2 separate regions of the Homo sapiens genome follow, and region 2 is linked to region 1. Evidence: chromatin loops called from intact Hi-C (ENCODE). Cell type or tissue: CD14-positive monocyte. All regions are shown on one strand. Each heading gives the region's core, and the rest is flanking DNA. Links, peaks and the distances in the headings are about the cores only. Region 1 has its middle 21 kb from the start of POPDC2. Region 2 overlaps ADPRH (ADP-ribosylarginine hydrolase).

Region 1 (2,917 bases), core at 278-2,777:
TCTTCCCCTTAAGAAGAGTATGGGGGTGATGAGAGTATCCCAGTGCCTGAGTCTTCCTAGGCCCCAGGAAGGCCTTGGAATCCTCTCTGATCCTTAGCATTCACCCTCATCTATGAAAGCAACTGTTTGCATTATGTGTCCACTTAGTGTCCTGACAACAGTCTAAACTCAATCCATCCAAAAGCAAATCAACATCTTCCCCAAAGTTGTTCCTCCTCTTTTTACGGTAATAGCTGCCACCATGATCCAATCATCCAGGCTTGAAGCCTGAGTCATCTTTGACTCAGAACATCACAGTGCTAAAAAAAAAAAAAAAAGTATTTTAAGCCATTTGCCTCCTTCCCCCAGTATATGATTTATACTCAGACTCTGTCTCTCAATATCTTAAAATGCATCTGAGGTCTGTCCCTTCCTGTGTATTCCCCCGATAAGGCTCTGGATTTTGGCAACAACTCCTGAACTACTACTCTCTTTTCCTGCTGGTTTGAATAGGGAGAGAAGCAAAAGTAAACTGGAAAGTGGAACTAGAAGTCTCTAAAACCACAAGTGTTAACCTTACCCTTGCCAGAATGGGGCACATGAATTGTCCTACTAGCAGGTAACAGCTGAGTTTAACCAACATTTAAGAATTACCAACTACATCCTGGCTAACATGGTGAAATCCTGTCTCTACTAAAAATACAAAAAATTAGTCGGGCGTAGTGGCGGGCGCCTTGTAGTCCCAGCTACTCGAGACGCTGACGCGGGAGAATGGTGTGAACCCGGGAGGCAGAGTGAGCCAAGACCGTGCCACTGCACTCCAGCCTGGGCGACAGAGCGAGACTCCGTCTCAAAAAAAAAAAAAAAAAAAAAAGAATTACCAACTAAATGTCACACATGTGGCCTTGTGTGGGGTGCTGGGGCCACAGCAATAAGTAAGACTTCCCCAGCCCTCAAGTGCCTAGCGAGGGATGAGAGCTGAGGGGGGCGATCCCAGAGGGCTCTGCGAGTCCTGAAGGGGATTGTTCAATGCTGAGGGCGAGGTGAAGGCCAGGAGAGTGTGCGTAGGGAGAGGACATGTGTACTAGGTTTGAGGGCTGAATAGGATTTCAGGCCTGAGGGCTGAGGGGTGGAGGGCAATTCCAGGCTATTAAGCAAAGGCTTAGTTTACAGGCTGGACTAATCCGATTTGTGTGCTGTGTCCTGGGCTCCCCTGTGGCAGTGATGCAATCATGTGACAGTTGGTGGTCATGTGCTGGGTAAGGACACTTTCAGGAAGGATGATATCACAGAAGTGATATAATCACCAGATAACTTTCTGAGTAGGAGGCACATGTCAGGGCATGAATTCAATGGTGACAGACGTGAAACTGCTGACAGCATTGTTTTCACTTCTACCTCAAGATTTGTGTGGATGTCTACAGGAAACCAGGGGGTCAAAAATAGAAAGAGAAGAGGTGCTGAACATTGGAGATGGACTCAATTTCCCCCTCCAGGCAATTCTTCTCCCCAGGATCTCTCACGGGTTTTTGCTTTATACATATATGTAATGCTATTTTTCAAACATATAAAGAGACTGTTGTGGCTAATTTTTAAAACCTATAAATTTATCTAAAAATCCTATTGAAATCCAAATGTCTTTTGCCTTACATACACCATTAGATAATAAAAGCACAACTTCCACTACGTAAGGTCTGATTCTTTGGTGGGGAAAAGGGATTAAAAGAGGTCCTCATCTTGAGAAACCACTGCTATACACCACAGGTGTGTAATGACAGCCCTGCCTTGGTGATCCTCCAGGTTGGGGAGTGGCACCACATCCAGGTTATGTTGAATCTCAATTTACAATGTATAGTGTACTTTTTTTTTTTTTAAGATGGAGTCTTGCTCTGTTGCCCAGGCTGGAGTGCCCATTATGAGTCATGGAGACTCAGATTTTGAGTAAGAGAGAAATAAAACTTTGTGCTTTTAAGTAATAATAAGTCAATCCTGACTAATATCACATGGTAAGAAGTCTGGATTTTATTCTAAGTGGGATAGGAAGTCATTTCAAATTTTGAGCCAGAGAGTGATAAGATCTTGTATATGTTTAAATGACCTCTTTACTGTGTGTAGGTTATGAGGCAGAAGGACTGGTTGTAAGTCCATTGAAGTTAATTTAGAATGAAGTAGTGGTGGCTTGAAATTAGCGGTGGCAGTAGAGATTGTGAGTCGAATTCAGAATATACAGGCATGCACCATATAATGACATTTTGGTAAACAATGGACCACATATGGTGGTCCCATAAGATTATAATGGAGCTGAAGAAGAAAGTTTGAAGACTACCAGATATCAAAACTTACTGTAAAGCTACAATAATTACAACCAGATGGTACTGCCAAAGGGTAGAAAAATAGAACCATCAGACAACAGAAAATTCAGAAACAGACCTACATCTATAGGAAAATTTGATTTGTCACAAAGGATAAGCTGAACACTAGTAGGGATAGGATAATCATTTCAATAGGGAGTGCTCAGTCAATTGGATAGCCACATGGAAAATAATGAATCTTGGCCCTTAGTCATATATACAAAAACCAAATCCAGGTTGATTGTAGGTCTAACTTTGAAATGTAAAACAATAAGAAATCTAGAAGGTTATTGGGAGAGTACCTTCAGGGGAGGAAAAGATTTCTTAAACACGACACAGAAAGCACAAATCAGAGACAGAAAGATTGATAAACCATTACATTGAAATTAAAAACTATGTTCATCAAAAGATACTATTTAGAGAAAAACAATACCCACAAAAGTAGGAGAATATATACATATATATATAAAATCTCAATAAGTAACAGAAGGACTTTTAACCTGATTATTTGAATAACTCCTTTAAGTCAATAAGAAAAAGCATACAGGCTGGGCACAGTGGCTCATGCCTGTAATCCCAGCACTTTG
Region 2 (2,917 bases), core at 303-2,802, 51 kb before region 1:
TATTTTGAAATCCTTGGTTAAAATTCCAGAGATACGTTTTTCCACTAGCTAACTAATAAGTGGTAAGGCCACATCTTCCCCTTCTCGTGAGTTCACTTCACATTGTCTTTCTTAGAATAAAAAGAGGCTTTCTGCTGAAGTCACCCACAGTTGTGATGTCTTGAAGTTCCCCTTTAAAAGGTCATTACTCTCGACCCTCCCAGGGAAAACAAACCTGTATTTCTTACCCTTTAACTTGATATGTATCTCTTTATTTAGCAACAGGATCAATGCCTTATTTATGTAGATCCTTATGAAAAATGTATTGAATGAATGGTACTTATATAGAAATAATTTTGATGTTTAAATAGTTTATGATATTACTGCAAGAAGCCGAAGTTATGTTGGATTTTTCTCTGTTCACACATCCATCTGGTGCTTTTTGTTATGACTTTTCACTTTATTTTTTTCAATTGACTCTAGATTTTTTCCTTTCTACAGGTCCTACTTCCAAACCAAATGGGAAAATTACCTAAAACTTAGAGGGATTTTGGATGGAGAATCAGCCCCTACCTTCCCTGAGTCTTTCGGTGTGAAGGAGAGGGATCAGTTCTACACCTCCCTGAGCTACTCTGGCTGGGGTGGCAGCAGTGGGCACGATGCCCCCATGATTGCCTACGATGCTGTTCTTGCTGCAGGAGACTCCTGGAAGGAGCTTGCCCACCGAGCCTTTTTCCATGGTGGAGACAGTGATTCTACAGCTGCCATTGCTGGCTGCTGGTGGGGAGTTATGTATGGTTTTAAAGGAGTGAGTCCCTCCAACTATGAGAAACTAGAATACAGAAACCGGCTGGAAGAGACAGCTAGGGCTTTATATTCTCTCGGGTCAAAAGAAGACACTGTAATTTCCCTTTAGGGAGACGTGATGTTCACTTCTGATGGATTCTTCTTTTGTGTATTTCCTTTTCTGCTATTTCTTTTCAGTTTTTCCAAAGTCAAGAGTCTTAACCTTGTACTCAGGGAATTTTGAGATAACAAGTCCCTTGGGCACCTTAAGCTCAGTTTTTTCAGGCTCATCCTGTTCTTCCAGAATCTATCCCTTTTCTTACACTGAAGAGTCCTTTAGCTCAATTGATAGGGTCAGCGTCTCGCAAGCAAAAAATCTCATGACCTCATATTTGAGTCTTCATTTTCATCATCTACTTGTTCTAAAAGTTTTTTCTGTTTGTCTCAAGTTGGGTTCCCACAAAGTGGACTTTGAGACAAAGATCTGAATGCAAGCAGTTTATATGGGAGATGATTCCAGGAAATACCGATATGAGAATGGGGAAATGAAACCAGGAAGGGAAGAGAGCTAGTATGGGGTATGTTAATGAGCAGGTTTCCACTGTGGGCGGTTGGCACTCTGCCATCTGAGTCCTCTGCCTAAAGCATTCCTCAGAACTGTCCCATTTGAAGGGCAAGCAAACCTGGGGTATTTATCCACTGACTTCCATCTGACACTGGTTGAGGACCACTGCCAGGGATGCTAACTCCCTGGTAATTCTTGGCTTACCCTTTGTACAAACCAAACCTTAGTGTCTTCAGGTAAAGACTCAGAGATACTTGCAGGGGCAAGCTGTAAAGGGCATGGGAACAGTGAGGGACATATGTGGGGTCCTAACAATATCTGCTAGGCTGGTCTACCTCCTAAATATACTCTGAATCTATCACCTCTATTGCCTTCTTGCACTGAGGATTTTTCAGCTGGATTTCTGCAATCCAAGCTACTCAAGTCTGGGAGATGCTGCTCTGAGCTGCTCTCAGTACTCTCCTCATCATGGCAGTTAACACATTACCAATTTTGTTATTGTCTGTTTGCTTGTTTGCATTATTTCTAAACAGAACCTAGCACAGTGCTTGGGCAGCCAATAGGCATTAATCAGTATCTATTGAGTGTTATGAACTAGCCTCCTAGCTCGTGCTTCCCTCATTACCCTCCAGAGTTATGTTTACGAATAACAAATTGACCATGCTAAACTAATCATGTTCCAATGAATACATCACCTTTCTTCATTTCTTGATGCTCTTCCCAATCCTTGTCTACCTGATAATAAATTCTTACTTGTCCTTCAAGACCCAACTCAGATAGATAGAGCTTCCTGAGTGAAACCTGCTTTGATTGTTCAGGCACTTGGCCACCTTCTCCTCACTCCTCCCACAGCCTTCTGTCTTGGCCTTGTCATCACATCAATCCTGTTGTGTGGTGCTGTGTGTCTTCTGGGTCAGTCCTAGGCACATGCTGCCCAGCACATGTCCACCTGGGAAATGAGATGCCATCGTCACATTCATTTGGTCACCCTCAGTCCAGCCAGTGGGCTTGCTCTCATTTGGCCTGTTCTCAGGGGTGGGAAGGAAGAGCGTCCCTTCCTTCTCCTTTTGAGAAAACCACAGAACTATGACTCTCATGATTTTTCCTTTGTGAAATCCCTGGTTTTCAGCTGGAAGCGGTGGGTAAATGAGGTCTGATGATAGCAGTCCTGCCACCTTCTAGTTCATCCCATAGGAATGTTTTTCCAAGTCCTTCCAGTCTTTTTAGAACGTGGTGGAGGAGGGTTGTGTGTGCCCCAGGGGGTCGGGGGTAGGGGATGCAGGGAGGATCTTAGCATTTGTTGTTTTCTAGTGCAGGGCTTTAGCCACAATTGTAAACAACAGGAAAAGGCTCTTTAGAGATCCTATTAGATTTGCTTTGCCGATTGTCACTCTTCATCACAGGCACATTTCAAAAAGAGGTTAGACTTTCAGACTTCTTTTTTCTCAAACCTCAAAACTTCCACCCCAAACTTCGCTCTCAGCTGGTGACTTTGCTTCTTTATGTGTGTGTATGTGTGTCAGAGAAAGAGAGAGAGAGAGAGAGAAGGGAGGATGAGAACGAATGGGGGGAAGAGATAAACTTTAT

Evidence for each region. A loop is a pair of places that touch in the nucleus more often than their neighbours do. Peaks named below come from ENCODE experiments on the same cell type or tissue, not always from the same donor. Only the 100,000 strongest peaks of a DNase experiment are listed, where the experiment ranks them.
Region 2: it touches region 1 in a loop (2.1-fold over the local background); 22 of 110 quality-filtered maps call a loop at or near these places.

What each region holds. Positions count from the first base shown.
Region 1 is chr3:119,637,809-119,640,725 of GRCh38, forward strand. No RefSeq gene overlaps it. Among named protein-coding and RNA genes, the nearest start is that of POPDC2, 21 kb to the right of the region's middle. RefSeq lists an enhancer at 992-1,501. In CD14-positive monocyte, for the core only: no CTCF peak of the experiment used is centred there; DNase peaks (open chromatin) are centred at 1,223 and 1,903; H3K4me3 peaks cover 959 bases; H3K27ac peaks cover 2,058 bases.
Region 2 is chr3:119,586,984-119,589,900 of GRCh38, forward strand. ADPRH (ADP-ribosylarginine hydrolase) reads left to right here. Exons shown (of 5, transcript NM_001125.4): 5 at 481-2,917. The coding sequence ends at 895. Among named protein-coding and RNA genes, the nearest start is that of ADPRH, 9.0 kb to the left of the region's middle. In CD14-positive monocyte, for the core only: no CTCF peak of the experiment used is centred there; DNase peaks (open chromatin) are centred at 1,348 and 2,318; H3K4me3 peaks cover 2,335 bases; H3K27ac peaks cover 2,500 bases.